Regions from separate parts of the Mus musculus genome. Here regions 1 and 2 are each linked to region 3. The links are chromatin loops, found by intact Hi-C in ENCODE. Cell type or tissue: heart. All regions are shown on one strand. Links, peaks and the distances in the headings refer to the core of each region. The heading gives the core; the rest is flanking DNA.

Evidence for each region. Hi-C counts contacts between places; a loop is a spot of excess contacts. Peaks named below come from ENCODE experiments on the same cell type or tissue, not always from the same donor. Only the 100,000 strongest peaks of a DNase experiment are listed, where the experiment ranks them.
Region 1: a loop joins it to region 3, with 3 times the contacts of the local background. A loop is called at or near these places in 9 of 42 quality-filtered maps.
Region 2: it touches region 3 in a loop (3-fold over the local background); 3 of 42 quality-filtered maps call a loop at or near these places.

Annotation. Positions count from the first base shown.
Region 1 is chr11:114,808,851-114,817,048 of GRCm38, forward strand. No RefSeq gene overlaps it. Among named protein-coding and RNA genes, the nearest start is that of Gpr142, 9.4 kb to the left of the region's middle. In heart, for the core only: a CTCF peak has its summit at 3,958 (motif pointing right); a DNase peak (open chromatin) is centred at 3,981; H3K27ac peaks cover 2,422 bases.
Region 2 is chr11:114,741,336-114,749,533 of GRCm38, forward strand. It overlaps Dnaic2 (dynein, axonemal, intermediate chain 2), which reads left to right. Exons shown (of 13, transcript NM_001034878.3): 7 at 2,966-3,105; 8 at 3,720-3,842. Among named protein-coding and RNA genes, the nearest start is that of Dnaic2, 18 kb to the left of the region's middle. In heart, for the core only: a CTCF peak has its summit at 3,947 (motif pointing right); a DNase peak (open chromatin) is centred at 3,966; H3K4me3 peaks cover 535 bases; H3K27ac peaks cover 306 bases; H3K27me3 peaks cover 1,919 bases.
Region 3 is chr11:115,045,079-115,053,276 of GRCm38, forward strand. Cd300ld3 (CD300 molecule like family member D3) reads right to left here and starts at 3,252. Exons shown (of 4, transcript NM_199201.2): 1 at 3,178-3,252; 2 at 688-1,029. The coding sequence starts at 3,217. Cd300e (CD300E molecule) reads right to left here. Exons shown (of 4, transcript NM_172050.3): 4 at 6,839-8,198. The coding sequence ends at 8,183. In heart, for the core only: a CTCF peak has its summit at 4,417 (motif pointing left); a DNase peak (open chromatin) is centred at 3,413.

The DNA of each region.
Region 1 (8,198 bases), core at 2,057-7,056, 240 kb before region 3:
CTTAGTCAGGGTTTCTATTCCTGCACAAACATCATGACCAAGAAGCAAGCTGGGGAGGAAAGGGTTTATTCAGCTTACACTTCCACACTACTGTTCATCACCAAAGGAAGTCAGGACAGGAACTCAAGCAGGTCAGGAAGCAGGAGCTGAGGCAGAGGCCATGGAGGGATGCTCATTACTGGCTTGCTTCCTCTGGCTTGCTCAGCTTGCTCTCTTCTAGAACCTAGGACTACCAGCCCAGGGATGGCACCACCCACAATGGGCCCTCCCACCCTCTATCACTAATTGAGAAAATGCTTTACAGCTGGATCTCATGGAGACATTTCCTCAAGGGAGGCTCCTTTCTCTGTGATAACTCCAGCCTGTGTCAAGTTGACACACAAACCCAGCCAGTGCCAGTATGCACCTCAGTTCCTGGCCCCAAGTCTGACAGCAAACAGGGTGGGTACTTGGGCCTCTTTTTCTGGTTGAGGGGGTGCAAGGCCAGGCAAACAGGGAAGAGGGAGCCCCCATAAGGGATGGATGGTGTCTGTCTCAGCTCAGACCAGTCCATCCACACCCCACATGGAGTCTCTGGGAGGAAAGCAGAAATTATCCTTGATTTTGAGGATACACTGAGTTTTGTTGTTGTTTTTGTTTGTTTGTATGTTTTTAAAGATTTATTTATTTTATGTATATGAGATGCATGTATACCAGTGTTCCAGAAGAGGGCGCCAGATTGCATTACAGATGGTTGTAAGCCACCATGTGGTTGTGGAGATTTGAACTCAGGACTTCTGGAAGAGTAGTCAGTGCTCTTAACTGCTGAGCTATCTCTCCAGCCCAGTACTGAGTTTCTTACTTCCTGGTGGGAAACCCTTGAGACACTACAAGAGAGTGCATGGAATCAGGGGCAAGCAGCTGTCTTATCAACAGTGAGAACCAAACCAGGGGGCTGGACTTAGCTACAAGCGCTTCTTCCAAATGTCAGGTGTTCCCATCCCCAGAGAAACCAGAGAAGGCAATATTCTCACCTAATCCCCACCCCCACCCCAAGCACTGGCAAAACCAGAAACTTCCCCCGGATGGTTGGAGAGGCGCTGTTGAGGCTGGTCGAGATCGGCACAGACACCAGAAATCGGTGTCTCAAAGATGACCCCATTCGTCCTCACAGGCTGGGTAACAATATGTTTTCAAACAGCCTGTACATTGAAGTACCGTGACCACTTAATATACTGTAGAATAGGTAGCATAGGACAGTTAACTGCCATGCCCATAGGCCACAGCTGACCCAGAGCAATGCTAAGACTCAAGCCAGCAAACTCTTGCAAGCCAAAGACAGCCAGGTATTCTGATGTGCAGAGTCCTGGGCTTAACACACTTGGGACCTAGTGTCATGTTTCCCTAATAAAACATGTAAGACACTAGGCACCATGGAGCACACGGGTGGTCTCGGCTTCTTAGAAGGAGTCCATGAGTCCAGGAAAGGAAGACAGACTGAGTAGCCTATCCAGACCCTGTCTAAAAATAAGTAAAACAAACAAACAAACAAAAAACCATGAGGCTGAGGAGATATCTCAGTGAGGAAAGTGTTCAGCACATAAGTGTAAGGAATGGAGTTTGGATGGCCTGAAGGGAGAGTAATTTGAACTCACCGGAAATGGGAACAGGAAATCCTCAGGGCAAGGTGGCTCGCTAGACTAGCCAAACTGCTGAGTTCTAAATTCAAGAGACCCTGCCTCTCCGGGGATGGAGGTGGAGCAAGCCTTTAATCCCAGCACTCAGGAGGGGGCAGGAAGAGGCAGGCCTGTCTCTGTGAGTTCCAGGATGGCCAGGGAGTCACAAAGAAGCTCTGTCTCAAAACACAGAGAGGGAGCTAAAGAGAGGGAGCGACAGAGAGAGAGAGAGAGAGAGAGAGAGAGAGAGAGAGAGAGAGAGAGAGACTCTCTATATAAGGTGGAGACTGGCTGTGGGAAAACACACAGTGCACATACGCGCACACATGGATACACACATGTATTCAGGACTGCACACACATGACTGCACGACACACACAGATACAAAACAAGTTTTTAAAAAGAGTTTTCAAAATCAGGAGAAAATGCATTGGGTCACAACTTCTAACATTTTTGTAGGTGGGCGTGATGCATCTGTAATTTCAATACTACAGAGGTGGAGGCAAGCGCGTGGGGGGTTCAGGGTCATCGTGAGGCCATCCCGAGCTACGTGAGACCCTGTCTCAAAAAAAAAAAAAAAAGGAAATCTAAAAATGAGATCATTTTGTGAGGTGCATCACTGACATGTAAATGACAAGGGCTGTCATGTATCTGCTCTTAGCTGGGCGAGTTGACACACACCTGTAATCCTAGTTTGTGAGAGGCTGAGGCAGGAGGATCATGAGTTTGAGACCAGCCTGAGTTATATAGAAAAAAAATTCAATTCCACCCCACCCCAAAAGATCTGTTCTTGTCTCTTTGTGCGATTTTGACTAAGGACTGGGGGGAGGGGTAAAGAACCCAGAATCCACCACATAGCTCAGGATGACCTAGACCTGGCAGGAGAATAGAGAGATTTTCCTATCAGAGCTGCTGAGATCACCGTGTGAACCTCCACACCTTCTTTTAAGCCTTTTTCCCTCTTGGTTTTTCAAACCAGGCTTTCTCTGTGTGACCCGGGCTATCCAGGAATTCACTCTGTAGACCAGGCTGGCCTCAAACTCGGAGATCCACCTGCCTCTGCCTCCTGAGTGTTGGGACTAAGGGGATGTGCCACCAACCACCCAGCTATCTTTTATTTCTTTTGGTTTTGTGTTTTGTTTTTTGAGACAGGGTTTCTCTGTATAGCCTTGACTCTGTCCTGGAACTCACTCTGTAGACCAGGCTGGCCTCGAATTCAGAAATCCAGAAATCCACCGGCCTCTGCCTCCCAAGTGCTGGGATTAAAGGCATGTGCCACCATGCCCAGCTCCAGCTATCTTTTCTTATTGATAAAGTCTCAAGTGGTTTTCTTGGTGGCAGGGACTGGGGGTGGGGGGTCCCCTCCCCGTCATTTTGTCCTTCCCCTTCTCTCCCACTCCTAACCCTCCTGAAATATCCTGACTTATGAAAAACCCACTTTGGAATCATCAAGTCTTTTCTTATGGTCCTGGCTTCCTAGGGACCACGTGGCAGTCCGCCATACTATCATTTAGATACATTAGCTTTGGGGGATGGTTACTTGTTAAGGGTCTCCCATTTCTTCCCAATTCTTTTCTTGAGGGGGTAGGATGCTTTGAGACAGAGTTTCTCTGTGTAGCCCTGGCAGTCCTGTAATTTACTTTGTAGACCAGGCTAGCCTGGAACTCAGGGATCTGCCTATCTCTGCCTCCCCAGTGCTGGGACTAAAAGTGTGAGCCACCGCTGGCTGGCTCTTCTCAAGTCTTTATATGGTTTTACTGGTTTGATTGGAAGTTGGCTGAAGAACGGTTTTCTGGACCCATCTCGTTCATTTTCTAAGACTTAACATCACAACATTGGACAGGCTGCGGCTCGAACAACAGAAGTGAATTGTCCCTCAGCTCTGAAGTGCAGGGTCAGGGTGCTGACAGACTCACCTTTTTGTTTTGCTCTTGAGAAAGGGTCTCATGTAGCCCAGGCTGGCCCCAAACTCACTGTGTAGCTAGTTGACTGACCTTTTTGAACCACCCAGCATACTCCAAATTAGTGTTGGTGAACACGTTTACCCATGAGCATGCACACACACACAACTCCCACTGAAGCTGAGATTTGGAGCCTCGTGCATGCTAGGCAATCACTCCACTGCTGGATTATATTCCCAGTCCTAACTTCTGAACTGAGACCCTTAGCTGTCCCAGCTGCTGTGCTGAATCGACCATAGGATAGTCTTTGGTATGGGGGTATCTCCGGATTCTAATCACCTATTAGGCCAGAGCATGTATTCTTTACAGTCTCAGTACCCGACACCCCTGTTGGATTATCCAGCAGGGGGCGCTGCAGGACTGTCTGGCTGACCCAGCAGGCACAAGAGTCAGAGGCTTTCAACTGGCTTTTATAAGGAAATCCAAGTGACTGGCTCAGGGCCCACAGCCAGAGGGGAGTTAGAGGGTGGGAAAAGTCAGCTGTCCCCCTGTCTCTGCATCCATCCTGAAGTCACACCCCTCCACCACCCTTTTCACACTCACGTACGTGCTCGTGCACACACACACACACACACACACAGTGGTTTCCTGAGCACAGCTGTTTGAAGATCCCTTTCATCTGACCAGCAGGGTCCAGGTCCTCTTGCTGACCTCAGCAATGGTAGTTTCCCTTTCCACTACAGGGAGTTCAGTCCATCTGGGCTCATTTGGTCCTGTCTGGGTCTCTGGGGTCTCACTTGCTCTACCCCAACCCATCTCCATGAGGACACTTACCCCACCCCATGAGAATGGTTTCTGTCCTGGGCAGCACTTGGGCATCCTGCTCTCCAAGGGAGTGGCACGCAATGTGTCAGGAACAGAGGTAGAAAAGAACAGGCTCTCTGCATCCCAACCCCACCACTATTATCCCTGAGAGGCCCCAGAGTCTCTGCCTCCTCCTCCTCCTCCTTTTTTTTTTTTTTTTTTTTTTTTTTTTTTTTGAGACAAGGTTTTCTGTGTAGCCCTGGCTGTCCTGGAACTCACTTTGTAGACCAGGCTGGCCTCAAACTCAGAAATCTGCCTGCCTCTGCCTCCCAAGTGCTGGAATTAAAGACGTGTGCCACCACCGCCTGGAGAGGGCCCTTCTTCTTGACCCAAAGCAGGGAGTCTTTTACCCCTTCTGACGATAGGCTACTGAATGAATTCATGTAGTTCCTTGTGTGGGCAAGCTTGTAGGCAGACTGAAGCAGAAGGAAAGGTAGTCCACTGGGGACCTGGTGATGGCATATCCATCCCCTCTGACTGAGACCTCTCCCCGGAGTCCCCAGATTCTATTCAAAGAGCCTAGAAGGCTGGAGATGGTGACGGGGGTGGGGGGTGGGGGGGGTGGGGGGGTGGTCTGAGACAGAGTTTGAGAACTGCATGGGCTATGGAATGAGTTTGAAGCCAGTTTGAACAATACACAAAGGCCTTGGCTCAGACAATAGATAGATAGATAAGACAGACAGATGGACAGATGGACAGACAGACCAAACTCAAGATTTAGCCAAGTCAGTAGAGTGCCTGCCCAGCACTGAATTAAAAATGACGAGACAGAGCCAGGAGTGGTGGCACACACCTTTAATCCCAGCCCTTGGGAGGCAGAGGCAGGTGGATTTCTGAGTTGAAGGCCAGCCTGGTCTACAAAGTGAGTTCCAGGACAGCCAAGGCTATACAGAGAAACCTTGTCTCGAAAAAAAAAAAAAAGAAAAAAAATGACGAGACAGGTATGGTGGCACATGAGCCTGTGCCTATAATCCCAGCATTTGGAAGGTACAGGAAAAAGAGGAGTCCAGGCTAGCCTCAGCTACATAGCAAGTTCAAAGTTGGCCTGAGATACAAGACACACTGTCTCACATAACAATAAATATATAGATAAATATATATGAGCCAGAAAAAAAATCAACTTTTTTTTTGGGTGGGGGGGGTCAGTTTGACATAAGCTAGGGTCATCTGGAAAGAGGAAACCTCAACTGAGAGAATGCCTCTATCTGACTGACCTGTAGGCAAGTCTGTGGGGTCATGTTCTTGATGAATGGCTGGTGTGGGAGAGCTTACCCACTCTGGACAGTCCATCCCTAGGCAGATGGTCCTGGGCTGTTTAAGAAAGCAGGCTGAACAAGCCATGGAGAAAAAGTCAGTGAGCAGAGGCCCTAGGTGATCTCTGCTTTAGTTCCTGTCTCCAGGTTTCAGGTTCCCACCTCAGCTTCCCTCAGTGATAGACTATGATGTAGAAGTATTAGCCAAATAAAACCAAAGGGTCTAGCATAACTGGTTTAGGATAGTTGATTAGTAGAGCCCCCACCTGTTTTTTTGACTCAGTTTCCTTCATTGGGTGCAGGAGAGGCAATGAGGTGTATCTTGTCTCCATCCTACAGGCCTGGCCTACTCTGCAACCCCCAAGGCCCCATTTCCCTTCCCTGGTGTGAGGAGCCTGGACCCCCATCTCCCCAGCTGTTTTTGAGACCTCTCTGCGAATAACCCTGGGATCCTTCCAGTCAGCCCAGCTGCCCCCATGGCCGTTGGCCAGTAGAAGACTTAATCCTGTCTGTGGTAGCTCCTTCCCAGATTCCTCCTTGATGTATATTTAGCAGGCCAGGGAGGGTGAGCATTACAGGAATGCCAGCCAGGATGTCCTGGCTTGTCACGCCTCCTAGAGGGTGGGATCAGGCCAAGTGCTATTGAGGCTAGCCAGATGCTGCAGGGTAGGCTAGCACTACCAGGTACTGAGCTGGCTTCAAGCATAGGCTGGGCTCTCAGACCCTCAGGGTCTCATTGGGAAGCACTTGCTCTTTACCCGGTTCCTCAGGGACATGGAAGGATTGTGGGAAAGAAGACTAGCATCAAAGCATGCCGCAGTGCATGTGACCGGCCTGGGCTGATTGTGGGCGCTCCTGCTGCTGGGAAAGGCAGCTGAGACCGCAGGCTGGGGACTGGAATTATACAGAACACCTGTTTTGAGAGTCTCTTCCGGTCTGGGCGCCCACACTCTCAGACCTATGCTTTCACTTTGGGAAGTAACCAAGTCATGGTGGCCAATGGGGACAGAGAAGGAAGTTCTATGGCCTTCACTGAGAGTACTCCAGGGGTCCTGCCCTACGTGACCTAACTGCCAGGTGGACCTGTAGGTAGACAGTGTGGACACTGATGGACCACCTAAATTCACCCAGGGCCCCCAGGTACAGAGGCAGCTGGCTATTCACCTCACGAGGAGGATCCCTCCCCAGAACCCACATATAAGATACATCTTAGCCTCAGAGACCAGGACAAAGGACTTGGTCCAGCTAGCTGATCACCATCCCCATGGCTTTCTTCTTCCTCTTTCTGAGCGAAAGGAACACAGCAGGCAGATCCAGACAATGCCCCACTGCTCTGGGGTGCTTTCCCCTGACCAGTGGCCCTGGCCCTAGGATACCTGGGAGTAACCGTTAGGAGGCAGAGATTTTATTTGCCAGGGTGAGCAATGGGCCCATCCAGAAATGATCCAGGAATCATCAGCCATGAATCCAGGCCTGGCCCAGCCTGGATGGAGTCTCTGTTGGCTTCCCTGATGAGGGAGCATTGCTTCTCTAGTTTTAATAGTGTGGTAGCACACATCTGTGATCCCAGTCCTCGTGAGGCTGAGGTAGAGGTGGCAGGGTCACCTGAAATTTGAGGTCAGCCTGGTCTGTATAGAAAATTCCAGTCTAGCTAGGACTACCTATTAAGATCATTTGTGAAACAAATACAAGGGAGCCTGGGAGATAGCTCAGTTGATGAGGAGCTCAACTGGCAAGAGCAAGGGCCACAGTTTGGTCCCCAGAATCCAGGTTAGAAAAATCTGGGTGTGGTGACTTATTCCTGCAATCTCTGTGCTAGGGAAGCAGAAACAGGCAGCTCCCTGGGTCTCTGTGGCCAGTCAGACAGTCAGACTGCCCTGCTTGGTGGAGCCCAGGCCTTATTAAAAAGGAAGGAAGGAAGAAAGGAAGGAAGGAAGGAAGGAAGGAAGGAAGGAAAAGAAAGGAGGAAAGAAAGTGAAGGATGGATGGATGGATGGATAGACAGACAGACAGACAGGGGGTGAGGGGAGCCAGGGATGGCTCAGTGGGTAAAGGTACAACACTGACATCATTAGTTTGATTCCTGAAACCCACATAAGGTGAAAGGCGAGAACCAACCTGGGTTCTACACAAGCTGGGGCATGCATACTTGCTCCCACATCCTTCAAATACGTGCTAACAATAAACAAAAAGTTTACATCTGTTCAGGGAGCGTGTGAATGTCACAGCTTGCTCGTGGGCTCAGAGGACAACTCTGTGGAGTCAGCTCTCTCCTGTCCTTACAAAGAGGGTTCAAGGCACTGAATTGACATTGTCAGTTTGTGGGGTAGGCAACTTCACCCACGGAGCCACCTCACCAACCCATTAAAATCAGCAAACATGGCTGATGCCTGAGGAACAAATGAGATCCATGGTCATCCCCTGGCTTCTGCACTGACAGTCACATGTGTGCATGTTTATGTGCTCACCCATGCACATGCACACACTTGCACTTGCACATGCATGCACACGGGCACACACATGCA
Region 2 (8,198 bases), core at 1,028-6,027, 300 kb before region 3:
TCAAGCCAGGCCCACCAGGAAGCAGAGGGTTCAGGCAGAAAGTAAGGCTGCACCCCCTCAGCAGCATACTCAGGAGAGGGTCTCCTGGCTCTCCCTTTGTCTATGAGAGTACACAGTCAACAGGTCCAGCTGGGATAATCCTTTTGTAAGGGGGCACATCTTAATTCCCCACGATGGCTAGGAGGATGCAATGGGCTGGGTTACACACAACGGGCAGGAGGGGGCAGCTGTGTCACACTAGGGGCCCCATATATTTCCCTGCCATATTATTCATTGTCTGAGCCATAAAGACTGCAGCGAAGCTAATGCCATGACTTATTCAGTAGCCCTCCTCACTCATTATTCATGAGTCCTGTCAGTGGCTTTTCAAACTGGCTCAGAACAGCTCAGCTCAGGGGCCCTGTGACCATAGGACATCTGTGATCGCAGGAACCACCTGAAGCGCTGCTCTGCAGAGAAATGACTCAAATAAACACATCTGTGGACCCGGCCTGGCCAGGAGTAAAGGTCTCCTGCTTAGGGACTACTAGGTCAAAACTTAGGAGCAAGTAAGTACGTCGGGTAGTTTATAAAACCGTCTTTCCTGGAAAGGGCTCTGTGGCCCTCTGGATGATGTGAAAGCCAGATACCTTGGGACAGGAAACAGGTAGGCTTTACCCCTCTGTTGGCAAAGCACAAAGACAGGGGTCACAGTAGAGACTTAAATGTGCCCCCCGTGAGTTTTCTTTTTAAAATTTTCTTTTAGTTACATGTGTGTGTGTTTGTGTGTGTGTGTGTGTGTGTGTGTGTGTGTGTGTGTGTGTGTGTGTGTGTGTGTAGGGATATGCGTGAAGAAGCTAGAAAATGCCATCAGATCCCTTGTAGCTGGATAGATGTAGACATTGCGAGCTGTCCACTCTGGAGGCTAAGAACCAAACTCTAACACTCTGCTAGAGTGGCAAGCGCTCTTAACCACGGGGCCACCTTCCAGCCCCCTCTTTACTCTATCATTAAAATGTCATACATGTGGTTTGTCTGTGTGTGGGTATCTTCGGCAGCTGGAGTTACAGGGAGCTCTGAGCCACCCAGGGTGGGTGCTGGGAACAGAACTCTAGCCCTCTGAAGGGTAGCGAGGGTTCTGAACTGATACTCCATCTCTCCCGCCCTCTTTTTTATTTTTAATTCACATTTTAAAAATGTATTGTATGGGAGGGTATATATATATGTATATATATACATATATATATATATATATATATATATATATATATATATATACACACACACACACATATATATATACATATATATACATACATATATATACATATATATGTGTATATATATATATATATATATATATATATATATATATATGTATACACACACACACACACATAGCACAGCGAGCACATAGAGGTCAGAGGACAACTTGAAGGAGGAGTTGGTTCTTTATTACCATGTGGATCTCAGGGGTTAAACTCAGGTTGTCAGGCTGTGAGAGGCACCCTTACCCGATGGAACTTCTCACTGGCTCTCTAAAAAGAGAATAAATTAGTAAATAAAAATAATAAAATTAGCACATAAATAATATATATTATTTATATAATAATATAAATAATACAATTCTAATAAAAATTAGCATTGCTATTCTAATTTTAGACTTATTTATCTTATTTTGTGCATGAGCGTACCTGCGTGTATATGTGCACCACATTATGTGTGTCTAGTTAAAGGTACAGGGTCCGTGGGAAGTGGACTTACAGATGGTTGGGAGCTATCAGGTAGGTTTTAGGAATCAAACCCAGGTCGTCTGGCTGGATGACAAGAAGTTTAACCCACTGAGTTACCTTTCCAGCTGCCCCTCCGAGAGTTGCTTACAGCAGCATGCTCATACAGCAAGGAGAGCTGCCGGTGCGTGACCTTGCCTGGGAGGACCTGGGCCTGTGATTCCCCTGTCTTAGATCCTGGCTCACCCCTTTTGCTTGGCTAGCTCTGCCTTCAACCTTAGTTCCCAGCCACTTTCCCTTCAGACCTTCCCCGACCAGAGCAGCCTCTCCACCTCCTGCCCTCACTCCTGCCTCTCCCGATACTGAGCCTGGGCCCATGCGTTTCACCAGGGTGTGGGGTGTTGCTGGGCACGGTGGAGCACGTGGAGCCTGCAGCCCAGGAGTCTTTGCAGTAGATCGTATGGTAGAAAATATAGGGTGGTTTGAACGTAGCCCTGATTCTAAAAATCCGGATGATTTCCAAACTTGGAAGCGTTGTCCCCTCCAACTCGACTCCTTTTCCAGATGAGAAACCGTGCCTCCTTCACAGACACTTGAGCACCCACCCCCAAACACAGCTCTCATCTCAAAGGGAAATGAGAGAGAGCTGATTCTAGAGTCAATATGGATGTCCAGGATCCAGAAGCTTGGACAATTTACCCCAGACACTAAGTTCCAACCTGCAAACAGTTTCACAAAGTTCTTAAAGTAGCACAAAAGAAAACCACTAACCAAGGGCCTTTCAGGTAGTAAGGTAGAGCCATAAATGTAGCACAAGTCTATAAACCCAGCACCTTGGAGGTGGAAGCTGGAGAGTTAGTAGTTCAAGGCCATCCTTAGCTATATAGCAAGTTGGAGGCTAGCCTGGGCTACATGAGACCTTGTCTCAAGAATCCCAAACAAATCAAATGAATGCCTACCCACCTCCCATGGCCAAATATTGGTGGTAAGAATAACAGGCAGGTAGGTTAGAACATTTGGAAACCAGTCTCAGGTCTCACACGTGTTATCTGATGACTCTCTTCTCGTTTCCTATTTTTGTGTATTTTGAGACAGGGTCTCACTATGTAGCCCTGGCTGGCCTGGAACTCACTATGTAGACCAGGCTAGCCTCCAACTCAGGGTGTCAACTCTCCCCAGTCACAAACCTTTAATACAGGTTTGATCGGTTTGTGTTTCTGGGACCTTGAGTTCACAGTCTGGTTTTCTCCCGTCAGCCTGCTGGGATACCCGGAAGGGCAGCCTGGTGGCAGAGCTGTCCACCATCGAGTTCAGCCACCGAGACCCAGTGTATGGCACCATCTGGCTGCAGTCAAAGACAGGCACTGAGTGCTTCTCAGCATCCACTGATGGGCAGGTACCATTCGGCAGACCCTGGAGAGGAGGAGAGGGAGGGGAGGGGAGGGGCCGTCCAGAGACCACTGCCTTATGTTCTGCCTTCCAGTACTTTGTATTGTATTGTATTGTATTGTATTGTATTGTATTGTGCAGTGCTGGAGCTGGAACCCGGGGCTTCATGCATGGGGGGGGGGGGGGGAGGGAGGGTTCTACCACTGAGCTGTACACTCCAGCCCCCTCTTTCTTGTGTTTGTTTGTTTGTTTGTTTGTTTTTGAGACAGGGTTTCTCTGTGTAGTCCTGGCTGTCCTGGAACTCACTGTGTAGACCAGGCTGGCCTGGAACTCAGAAATCTTGCCTGCCTCTGCCTCCCAAGTGCTGGGATTAAAGGCGTGCGCTACCACTGCCCGGCAGCCCCCTCTTTCTTAAACAACAACAAAAAAAAAAAAAAGGAAGGAAGAAAAGAAAGAAAGAAAGAAAGAGAGAAAGAGAGAGAGAGAGAGAGAAAGGAAGGAAGGAAGGAAGGAAGGAAGGAAGGAAGGAAGGAAGGAAGGAAGGAAGGAAGGAAGGAAGGAAGGAAAGAAAGGAAAGAAAAAGGCAGGGTCTTCACAGTCTCAATCGCCCTTCCCTGCCAGGTCATGTGGTGGGACATCCGCAAGATCAGCGAGCCCATCGAAGTTGTCATTATGGACATTTCCAGAAAGGAGCAGCTGGAGAACGCCCTGGGCGCCATCTCCTTGGAGTTCGAGTCTACCTTGGTGGGTGTTTTTTGTTCTCCCTTCCTCAACCTCGCTTGCTTGGGCTACGGACAGCAGGCATGGCACCTTGCCGGGCAACCTTACTCCTTGTGAAGGCTTTACCGCGATCTTCCAGCAGGGGGCAGCAGAGCACCTCCAGGAAGGCTGCCGTTGACACCAGCTTGAGGCCCGCCCTTCTGAGCAGAGGGGAGCTTTAAAACCAGAGAAGCCCAGTTTTAGGGGAAGATCCTGCCCAGAACCAATGTCCTCACTGCTTTGGCTTCAGTTGAGGCCCTAGGCTGGTCACTTCCCTTCCTCGGGAGGGGGGGGGGTGCAGGGGGAGGGAAATAAACGGGAATTGAGGAAGGAAAGAAGATCAGAGGAGCCAGGTGGAAAAGCAGAGCACAGACCCCGTTAGAACCAAGTCTCAACAGACAGGGAATGATAAAGAAACTCCCAAAGCCAGGAACGCAGATGCAGGCCTGTAATCCCAGCATATCTGAGCTGGAGGCAGGGAGATCAGGAGTTCAAAGTCATATGTAACAAGTTTGAGGTCCTGTTTTGTTTGGTTGTTGTTGTTTTTTTTTTAAGTCAAAACAAACAACAAAACAGAAAACAAGAAGCCAGAGAGAGCCTTTGTATTTGTACACAAATTTGACCTGAGTTTAATTCCTGGATGGAGCTATGGAAGGAAACTGACTCCGGGAAATTGTCCTCTGACTTCTACTTATATATAGTATGTCATAGTATTCATGGACACACACACACACACGGGGGGGACACAAGGGGGTTATGATGATCATGATGATGTTGATAATAAATAAAAATTTATTAACTCAAAATTGAAGCCAGAAGCAGAAAAATCACTGAAAATTCAAAACCGGCTGAGATCACAGAGAATTCCAGGCCAGCCAGGAGTACATAGCAAGACCATGTCTCAAACATACAAAAGCAAAGACCTATAAAAATAAAATAAGCTTAGAGTTTATCAGAGCAGTCTCAAGAGTGCGTCAGAAGCAGAAAATGGACGCTCTCCCCAAATCAAGGCAAGAAAATCTCTTTGCAGATGGGTCGTGGCTTAGGCTGGTCCCTCCTCTAAATAGCTGAGGCTCAAGCTTGGTGGCCCCACTCCTATGTCCTTGGCAGTGTCACTTATTTGGTTCATGGTCACATCATGCGTAGGACCTGGGGAGGCTCTGCCCTCACACCTGCCTCCAGCATCCCCAGCCACAGGCCAGAATTCACTTGCTGGAATGATGAGTGGGAAGGCAGCCACTCACCCCGAACTCAGGGCTTATCTGGGGGCGTTCAAGAAGACATTGTGCCCTGATGCTGCGATTTCTAGGCCACGTGCTGAATGTAATGTCCCCTCTTCTCCACAATGGTCCGTGAGTACACAAAGGTCCGTGAGTACACAGCCTTTGCCAGATGTCGGCAGCTGCCATGCTCCTGTTAGGCCGGGGTTTTGTCCCTGCCTCCCCACAAACGAGAAGAGTCCTGGTGACAGTAAGCTGAGGGCCCTGGCACTTGGCAAAGCTGGGACTTGAGCCCCAAGCTCTGATTCTGTGCCTACCCCATATGTCTGAGGCAAGCAGGCAGGGGGCTCTTCCTCGACCATTTATAGGTACACCGTGGCTGGCCTAATGGCTTGCTTCTCAGGGCCCCCCAAATTTGGTCTTTTTACTTCATACCCAGCCTTAGTAGCTCAGTATTCTCTCTCTCTCTCCTCTCTCTCTGTCTCTCTCTCTTTCTGTCTCTGTCTCTATCTCTGTCTCTGTGTGCTTCTCTCTTGTTACTGAATACTGAACCTGGGGTCAACCTTTCAACACTAAGCCACACCCCTAGGCTATGAATGAAACAAACCTCGAGGTTTGAAAGCTCATAAAATTATCACCTACTCCCTTAACCATTATTATTCATTGATTTTTAAAGATTTCTCTCTGTGTGTGTTCTGCTTGCATTTGTGTGTGCCACATGCAATCCTGGTACCTGGAGAGATCAGAAGAGAACACCCAGGAACTAGAATTACAGATGTTTGTGAATCACCATGTGATGTCAGGAGTCAAACCTGGCTCCTTGGCCAGAGCAACAAGTGCCAGCTCTGTAGGCCTGACAAACTGTTTGTTGTTTGTTTGTTTGTTTAAGACAGGGTTTCTCTGTGTAGCTCTGGCTGTCCTGGAACTCACTCTGTAGACCAGGCTGGCCTCAAACTCACATAGATCCTCCTGCCTCTGCCTCCCAAGTGCTGGGACCACCACCCAGCTTCCCTCTTAACTTTTTATTCTGGACAAGTCCCTTGTATCCCGGGCTGGCCTTGAATTTACTATTTTACCCAAAACAACCTCGATTTTTTAAAAATTACATTTTACATGTTTATTTTTGATGTGTGTGGTTGGAGACATGCTTGTCAAAGGACAAGTTGTCAGTTCTCTCCTTCCACTGTGCGCGTCTCAGGGATTGATCTCAGGCTGTCAAGCTTGACAGTTAGGGCCTTTACCCACTGAGCCACCTCCTAGACTCATGACCTTGAACTTCTGACTCCCCTGCCCCCACCATTTTTTACGTGCCAGGTCACAGGTGTTCGCCACCGAATCTGGGCTTAACCACTTTGAAGGGCAGTTCCGCAGTGCCCTGCCCACTCATAGCATTCTGTAGCCATCCCCACCACCTGGCTCCGGAATTTCCCCATCTTTCAAAGCTCTTTATTAAGACATGACATTTTTATTTACCTTCTGGTCAGAATAGAAAGAGCCTGGGAGGGAAGGAGCCCTGCCTCCCGTGTTACTGGCGAATATAATTTTACTTCCTCATAGCTGTGTGGGTTCTGCTGACTCGCGCTTTGACACGGTTCTTCCTCAAAGGATTCTGGTCATTCTTATGATTTCCAGAAAAGCTGGGCTTGGTGGTTTATGCCTTAATCCCAGCACTTCAGGCAGAGGCAAGCCTGTGAGTTCCAGGCTAGCCTGGTCTACAGAGCAAGTCTACAGGGCAGCCAAGGCTACATAGTGAGACCCTGTATCAAAAAGTAACCAAACCAAACCAACCAACCAACCAACCAACCAACCAAACAAAACCCCATCAAACCCCTTTGCCTTGCCCTCATTGTAACTGATTTTTCAAATGTTCAAAATGAACCGTAGGATCTCCTCCTCAAAAACTAGTTCTCTTGCCAGAACAAATATTATTCAAAATTGAAACACTGTACCAATGAGAAAAACAGGTCGGTGTCTTTCTCCCTGAGATCTTAGCAATTCTCATCACTCTCTCTAACTCTATGACCTTGCCTCCTTCAGGGACCTCTAAGGAGAAGGGTCATAGAGCAATCGTCTTCCTTCCTTCCTTTCTTCCTTCCTTCCTTCCTTCCTTCCTTCCTTCCTTCCTTCCTTCCTTCCTCCCTCCCTCCCTCCTTCCCTCCCTCCCTCCCTCCCTCCCTGTTTCCTCTCTCTCTCTCTCTCTCTCTCTCTCCCCCTTTTTGAAACAGGTAGTCTGGGGTGTCCTCTATGTATTCAAGGATAACCTTGAATTTCTAATCCTGCCTCCCCCTCCCCTCCTGACAACAGAATTTCAGCAATGCACAGCCATGCCTGTTTGTGTAGGGTTTGAACCCCGGTTTCCATGTCTACTAGACAAGCACCCTACCAACTGAGCTGTGGTCCTGCCCCTTCCTTATTTTGTTTTCACACTCTTATATATTTTTTATAATTTATCTTTGTGTGTGCATATGTGTGTGCGCACATGTGTGCGTGCATATGTACATGTGTATGAGCATGCATGTGTAGTGTACATGTGTATGTGTGTGCATGCACACAAGCATGCATGAGTGTGTGCTGTACTCTATGTATGTGTGCATGTGTGTATATGTGTGTGTCTGCAGGTGCAAGCATGCATGTGGGGTGTGTGTGTGTGTGTGTGTGTGTGTGTGTGTGTGTGTGTGTGTGTGATGAACCTGTGGAGGTCTCAGAGAGAATCTAGCTTGCAGAAGCTGGCTCTCTCCTTCCTCCTGGGTTCTGGGTACCAAGCTCAGGTTGTCAGTTTTGGTAGCAAGTGCTGTTGAGTCAGGTCTCCGGCCTTGCCACAGATGCTCACAGTAAGGTTTCTAGGCGGCAGGAGGAAGCACACCTGTAGTTCCCAGACCTGGGGGAGACAACTTGTGTCACTGGCCACCAGGTGGCTTCCTGAGGGCTGGCTGGCTACCTGTTCTAAGTTCACAGTGACAGCTTGAGCCAATTTCATTCTCCTGCCGGATATAGTTTCTGCACACTCAGGGAAACACTGTGTCCACTCTGGGCCTTGTTTATTCGATGTATAAACAAATATTCAAAATCCTTATGACAGCATTACCGGGGCTAGAGTGGTGGCTTAGTGTTTAAAGCACTT
Region 3 (8,198 bases), core at 2,168-7,167:
AGAAACAGCTCCCCTTTAATACTCGATTCCTTCAGAGTGTACTGTCTCATTACTCTCTGATGCACAATATGCAGAAACACTTCGATTTTGTATATTTTGTCTATTTTTTTTAATTCATGTATATGTATGTATATGGGTGCTGCCTTGTATCTTCTAAGAGCATCCTGTGCTTGCAGTGCCCATGAAGGCCAGAAGAGGCTGTCAGATCCATTGAAACTGAATTACAGATGACTGCAAGCTACCATGTAGATGCTGGGAAGGAAATTAAGTCCTCTGGAACAGCAACCAGAGCTCTTGATCTCTGAGCCGTCTTTCCAGCTCCAATTTTGTCTGTTTTCTTTGTTGTAGTTGTTTAAAGCAAGATGTAAACCTCATCTTTGTTACTCAATCTTGCCCAGAATTAAAGGTTCTGCAGCTTCCTTTATGTTATGTTAAAGGGGGCAGCGGGGTCTCAGGAAGAGACTTTAGCTCAGTGGCAAAGCGCTTGGCTAGCACAGGTGAGATTCTGAGTTCAATTCTCAGATCTGTAGGACTGAGAATATCTAAGACAGGCATACAAGGAGACAAGGGTCCCCCACCTTACCCTCTTTCTTGGCAGGACAAATACAGTAGACTTTTTTTTTTTTCTAGTAAGACTTTTACAAGGATCCTTGATCCTTCACCAGGATTTTTCGGAATTTTTCTTACCTGGGTCAATGTTCACGTTAACTTTAAACATGGGATCAGTTCCAGCTTTCGTAATTCCACACCAGTAAATGTCAGCATCGCTCATCCTCAGGTCTTCCATGGTCACTGTGAAGATGAAGTCTGTCTGGTCGTCCCTGATGGACACACGGTTTTCCTTCACCAACTGCTCTGATGCATCGGTTTCAACGAGAATCTCACATGATTTCCAATAAGCTCCTCGGCACCAGTACTTCTTGTAATCCTTCCAGCCTGAGTCATATCTGCACTGCACTGTCAAGGAGCCCTGCTCCTGACCGCTCACCTCCTCTGGACCTGTGACTGGATCCTGAGCCGTGCAGCAGCCTGGAAAACACAAACACACGGACCACTGATCTCCTCCTCCAAGGGGGAAACTCTACTGTGCCAAGTAGAGTTCATGAGCTGAATAAAAACCAGTGAAGGGCTTCCCTTTTCCCAAGGCAGATCAGCATCGTTATCCTATATGTTGAAGCCTCAAAAGAAAAAAATAAGAAAGAAATATACAGATGAATTTTCAATTTCACTAATTGGTAGGGAGATTGATACAAATCAGAATCACTAATAGCATCATACCTCAGTTTGAATGGTTATTACCAAAAAAGACAAAATAGAACAATTGTTGGTGTATGTGGGACAGAGGATGTCGCACACACTGTGTGTTGGATTGGATATTAGACTTTATGGGAAATGGTGTGGAGTTTCTCAGAAAACTAGCATAAGACTGTCACATAACTCAGCAGTCCCACAGGGGACATAGTCTGGACTGGTTGGGTTTTTATAAACCTGACACCAACTCCATACAGAAACATACAAAAAGAAAGAACATCAACTGAGAAACCGTCTGCATCAGGTCTAGGCAAGTCTGGGGGACATTTTCTTGACATAGGAAGGTCCAGTCCTCTGTGGGTGGTAACACAATATAAGAGAACATGCTGAATAAGCCATGAGCAGTAAGCCAGCAAGCAACACTCTCCCATGCTCTCAGCTTCAGTTCCTAACTCCAGGTTTCTGCCCTGCTTGGGCTCCCTCTCTGGCTTCCCTCCATGATGGAGTGTGATCTGGATCTTTAAGCCAAATAAGCCTTTTACTCTCCAAGGTTTTTTTTTGTTGGTCGATGTCTTTATCACAGTAACAGAAAGCAAACACGCAGCCTAGAGACATGAAGCGAGTATGTGGAAGAGACATCTCCCCTTGTGTTTACTATGGCAGTGTTCACAGTAGCCATGGCACAGAGTCACGTAGATACAAGTGAACAGATAGCAGATCGTGGTGCATGAATGTAATGGAGAATCATCGTGAAGGGATTGAGTTCTGCCATTTGCAGCCCACGGGAGAGACTTGAGGAACTGAAATAAATCAGATACAGGAAGATGCTGCCACACATTCCTATTGATGTGTGAAAGCTAAAAAGTTACTCTCTGTGGCTAGGGAGCCAGGGAGACAGACCTGTCTGGAAAGCGTTTCTGTGTAATCTGAGTTTGGATCCCCAGAACAGGTGGAAGAAAAGCCAGGTGAGGTGGGGGTGCCTGTAACCCCAATGACAGGGGGATCCTGGAGGTCACAGGCCAGATGGGCTGAATCTGTGAGCTCAGGAGCAGCGGGAGACCATGTCTGAACAAACAAGGTGGAGAGTGATAGAGAAAACGACCCAATGTCAATCTCCACATGTATGTGTGCACCTGAGAGCACGTGCACGTGTGTGCACACACACGGAGAGACATACACACAACCCTTTAGACATACATACACCACAGAGGCACTTTTTCTTCTCAAAAGAACAAAAGTAAACCTCAAAGGAGTAGAAAACAAGAGAGGTTATCAGGCTGGGAAGGGTATTAGGGAAGACAGGAGAGTGCTTGTAGCATAGAGGAGAGCTGTTGGGACACAGGGGTGTCTGTCATTTGATGGGAATGACAACTTTTAGTGTTGTATGAGAAGGATGAAAAACATGTCTGACAACTGACTATTTCAAAACACCCCATGGAGATTAAAGGCATTAAAGGCAATCACCACCACGTCCAGCCCCTGTAAGTATTCATTACTGTGTCAACTAAAGCTCACAATGGAATGGGAGATGGAGCTGCATGCTAGAAATCCCAGCACTCAGAGGGTGGAGTCCGGAGGATCACAAGTTCAGGGGCATCCTAGGCTGCATGTGCCAAACATGAAACCCAAAATACATTTTGTAAGAATTAGTTCATCCACTCACTCATCAGCTTTCATGGAGCAGCTAGGGTTGAGAAACACATTGGAAGGTTTGTTTTTGGCTTTTATTTGTTTTATTTTTAAATTGATTTTGGTTTTGGTTTTTCTGCAATACCCACAGAATCCATCAGATGTCAAAAAACCTTGCCTTTTATTTTGGGGGTAAGCAGCTGGTGAATGGATCAGCCAGGTTTCCCTAAGCCAGAGCAGACGGTCTCTGTTGCCCTCACCACTGACATGGAAGTGTCTAAAGCCCCTGCTACTTACCTGGGAGGAAAAGGAAGAGCAGAGCTGGGAACTGCCACATGGTCTTGTCTCCTCTCCTGTCCTTGGTGGCAACAGAGGACAGCACCCTGTGAGGACTTGCAACTCAGCTTGAGTTTCTTTTAGGTCTCTCTCATTCACTTCTCTCAGTAACTTCCTTGACAAAACTTCTCAATTTTGCATACAGGAAGAAAGATGATGCCAATCTTTGAGATGACCAAGTCAGGACATGTGAGGGACAGCTGGGTAAACAGGGAACTTCCTCTACTGAAAAATGCAAAGTGAGACATAAACTTGAAAGACAGATGGGAATCACGAGGAGAGATGCAGACACACAGATCGGCAGAGACAGACACAAAGGATGGGATACAGCAAACCCCTTACCTGGGAGGTAACTGAGCTGCAGGGGATCCTAGCAGAGGAGAGCAACCAAAGGCAGGTTGGCTGCAGTAACAAGGGAGCACAAGGCAGCACAGGCTAAGCCCATGGCAGTAGCCTAGGCTAAGCCCTGGTTGGCAGAGGGCATTGCTGAAGGCTCAGCCTGGGGCAGCAGGGATTTATCTAGATATGGGCCTCAGAGCAGGCCAGGGGCATCTACCACAATGGCTACTAGGGCCTCAGGCATTGGCTGAGAGAAAGAGAGAGAGAGTGTGGGCTTGAGGAGACGTCTCATGGAGCCCAAGCTGGCCTTGAACTTCTCATTTTCCTTTTTCCAACATCAAAGTCCTGGGGCTACAGGCATTCCCCAGCATGCTCGGTTTTATGAGGGGCTGAAGACTCAAATTGTGGTTTCAAGAGTGCTGGGCAAGCACTGTACCCACTGACCTGAATCCACAAACCCTGCTTCTGTTTCTATAAGACAGAGTTTTGCTGTAGAACATAAGCTTGCAAGTGTAGAAAAATATAGGTATGCTGTATCTTTGGTATCAAAATTTCATGGGAAGAAATTTATAAATGCACACACACACATACACACACATGCATACATAAGTGCACACGTGCACACACACACGGAATGCTTATGATCTCTAATCTTCATTGTCAACTTGACTGGACCTGAAGTCACCCAGGAGACTCACCTGTAGATATGACTTTGAGGGTGTGCACAGAGAAGTTTGAATTAGGAGGTACAACCAACCACATATATAAGCTCTAGGATGAGGTCTGTAAGATGCTTATTGAAGAAAAAAAAAAAAAAAAAAATCAAGAACCACACTGCCATCTACTGGCTGAAGCCATCCCAGAACACCCGGACTTTGGGGAAGGACATTTTAAAGACTTTACAGCCAGAACATAAAGGGCCATAGAGAAGGGTCTTAGCCTATCTCATTGATTATTATAAGAACAAGACTAGAAGATGTGACACCACCCAGGGAAAGAGCTGAATCTGCCCTGCTGACTGGTCCCCACCTCATCCCTGCAGGTCCATCTGTGCACCTTAGAAGGTCAGTCCCCAGGCCTGCTGGGAGCACCATATGGCTCTAGGCACACTCCCACAGCTCTGCAGTTTCCATTCTCTAGTCAGGGTTGCAGACTGTTGCCCGAGATTCTTCATGAACTGTCAGGCGCATTCTGTTTTGCTCATAGTATTTTTAAGGGCAATTGTCTGTGTAAGTTTCACTGTAGGGCTCTGTCTTTAGTTCAGATCTCATCTTTTTGTGGCTTCATTTCTCCCTGGGCTCTGGATAATGTAATTCATCTCCCATTCAAATGTGCTTGACTTGTGTTTGACAAAAAAGTGGAAGATTGTGAGTTTAACACACACCGTTGAAACAATCAGATATCCACACGCTAGAAAACTAAATGCCTAGAATGTCCTTCCTCCTGTGCCGAACAAGAAACCCCAAATAAATCATGATTCATGAGCTGAAATGTTAAATTAAACAACTACCAAACTCAGGCATGTTAGCTATCAGCCTAGCCAAAAAAGCCAAAAAGCAGTGAGCTCCAGTTCATGGAGAAAATATGTCTCAAGGGAATAAAACAGAGAGCCATGGAGCAGGGCGGCTCACACCCTCCGTAGCCTCTGTATGCTCTCTTGCTCTCTCTCTCTCTCTCTCTCTCTCTCTCTCTCTCTCTCTCTCTCTCTCACACACACACACACACACACACAGAGAAAGAGAGAGAGAGAGACAGACAGACAGACACACACACACACACACACACACACGAGAGAGGGGGGAGAGGATAGATACTCTAAAACTTTTTAAAAGTTGGAACAAATATGAGGCAACTCATAATTTCTTATAAGTGGCACCAAAATCATAACCTTTAAAAGAAAATTTGATGAATTGTGTGCCATTAAAGTTTAAAACGTTTTGACCAGGTAGATGGCTCATGGGTAAAGCGCTTGTCCTTTAACCATGAGGACCTGAGTTCAGGTCCCGAGTACTTACATAAAACCTGGGTACAGTGACATGCATCTGTAATCTCTGCACTGAGTGTGACAGGGGACTCCTGGGCATTTCTGGGCACTTGCTGGCCAGGCAGTCAAGCTCAGACAGCAAGCTCCAGATTCTGTGAGAGGATAAGTTACAAAGTAATATAGGAAAACAATCAAGGTCAGCTCTGGCCTCCACACATGCATGGGCAGGCAAGTGTGCCCACACATACATGTGCACACAAACACACCTGTGCACTATACACATAGAAACACACAAAGACTAATTTTGTTCACAGTAAACTATCTTATGAGGAGGATAAAAACACAAGCCAGAGATTTAGATAAGATATGGACAAAGACTTCTGTGTATAGTATGCAGAGAACTCTAAAAAGAAAGACATAAGAAACATTCATTTATTTAGTCTAGGCATGGCAGTGCATATCTGCAGTACACAACTAGGGTAGCTGAAGCAGAAGTGTGTCAGGATGGCTTAGCAGGTAAAGGCACCTGCCTCAAATTCTGAAGATCTGAGTTCAAGTCCCAGGACCCACTTGGTAGAAGAAGAGAACCAACTCCCACGAGTTATCCTCTGAGCTCTATGCTTGCACTGTGGCACACGTGTGTTCATGTATACACACTAAGTTAAAAAAATGTAACAAATTTTCAAAAATGGCTTCAGTTCAGAAATAAATAGAAGACACAAAACAGATATGCCGTCAAGGATGATGTGTGGGCAGAAGTGAAACACACCAGAAATATTTGCAATCTCATCAGTCACTTGGGAAACTCAGGACCACGTGCCTATCAGAATGAGACAGGCCTCCATAGAGAAGAGTGCTTGATGCTCTCAGACAGGATCCAGACTCAGTTCCCAGCACTCACATGGAGGCTCAAGACCACCCCTAACTCCAGTTCCAGGAATCCAATGCTCTCTTCTGACCTCCAAGGCACCAGGCATGCATGCATACATATGGTGTGCAGACACAGGTGCAGACAAAGCACTTCTGAATTTAGATTTCTTTCAAAGAAATCTAAATTCCTTTAAAGAAATAATGACAATGGAGAAAAAAAAACTCAAAAAGCAAGCAAATAAACAAAACCACAAAAACCCAGTTCTTCCATCCTTAGCTGATGGAAAAAATATGACGTCACCACAACAGAAATAATTGGATTATTTCTTAGAAAACTAAACATATACTTACTATATAACTTAATCTTTGTGCAAGCATACACCCTGGAGACATAAAAATGCAGAATCGTATAAAAAAAAACAGACAAAATGTGGATAATAGTTTTATTTGTAATGGAAATGACCCAAATAGTTAACTGAATAAGGAGTTAAACAAACTGTAATGAATGTATACAATGAATAATGCTCAGTAATAAAGAGGAATGGATGATTTCCAAGAACATCTGCTTGTGTGGATCCCAGAGGCCTTGTACTTGACATACCACTGAAATGCTTCTCTTTCTAGAACATTCTCAAAGTGACAGAGCCAGAGTCAGCCAGAGATCAGTGTTCTCTAGTGGGCAGTAATGAGGCAGACTGGCATGAAGGAGGACTTGTGATGGTGGAACAATCCTCTGTTTTGACTGTGATGGTCGTTACCTGGATGCATGTGTAGGATAAAGCTGCATAGCTAAACACACATGTAAATGAATTCGTGTGAAAAACGCTGAGAACAGCAGTGGCTGCTGTGCTGCTGAAACGGGCATAGTTGGTGGTCTAAGAGCTTCTTAGGTCTCTGTCCGTGGTTCTGAACGCTTAGCTTAGCAGTCTTCCCGCGCCTTGTGAGCTCTGTCCTTGGTGCTGAGCACTCACCTGGTAATTTCACCTACCTCTAGGAACCTGATAATCCCTCTCCCTGTGCCTTTCTCCCCAACCCTAAACATTTATTCTGCGAGCCCACACCTCTAGACTCCTAGTTGACCTCTCTGTGTGCTTGGGAGAGTTGGCAGTTGAAATGCTCTACCAGAAGCCAAATCCTTTAGGATTGTTCTAGAAAGGGGGCAACAGCCTGCAAGCCAAGTGTGTGAGGGACATGTTTCTCAGGAAACTCGTCTCTGTAGTAAGGAGATGATTGTTGCCATCGGAGACAATGTCCTGGGATGTTTTTATGGCACTGAGAAGATCAAGGAGCTAGACTTCTGTTCAAGAAACTTCTAGAAGATTCTTATCCTTTGGAGCTGACATGAGAGCAGAATCCAGGAAATTTGGAGAAGGGAAAGGCAGACCTCTAACAGAGGGCCCCGGGAGAGTCTTGTTCCCGCTTTTGTGGGTGTCTTTGAGACAGAGTCTATTATTTATCCCTGGCTGTCCAGGAACTCAGTATATAGACTAGGCTGGCCTTTAACTCAGAGACTTACTAGGTTCTTCCTCTCCAGTGCTGGGATTAACTCCCAGTGCCTTTACTCCCAGTCTTGTTCTCTCTGTTATGCTGAGGACACCACAGGAGTCTGAAATCCAAGACTCTGATAATCAGCCCCCACCCCCTCCCCACCTTTGAGACACAGAACAATGAAGTCCAGTCTGCATGCAGGGCTGAGTTCCTCCCAGGGCATTCCTGGGATGCTTCACTTCATAGTTCTTGGATGGGTCACTCTACATTGCCCCCAGGAACCCCCTAAAGTCTGTTCACC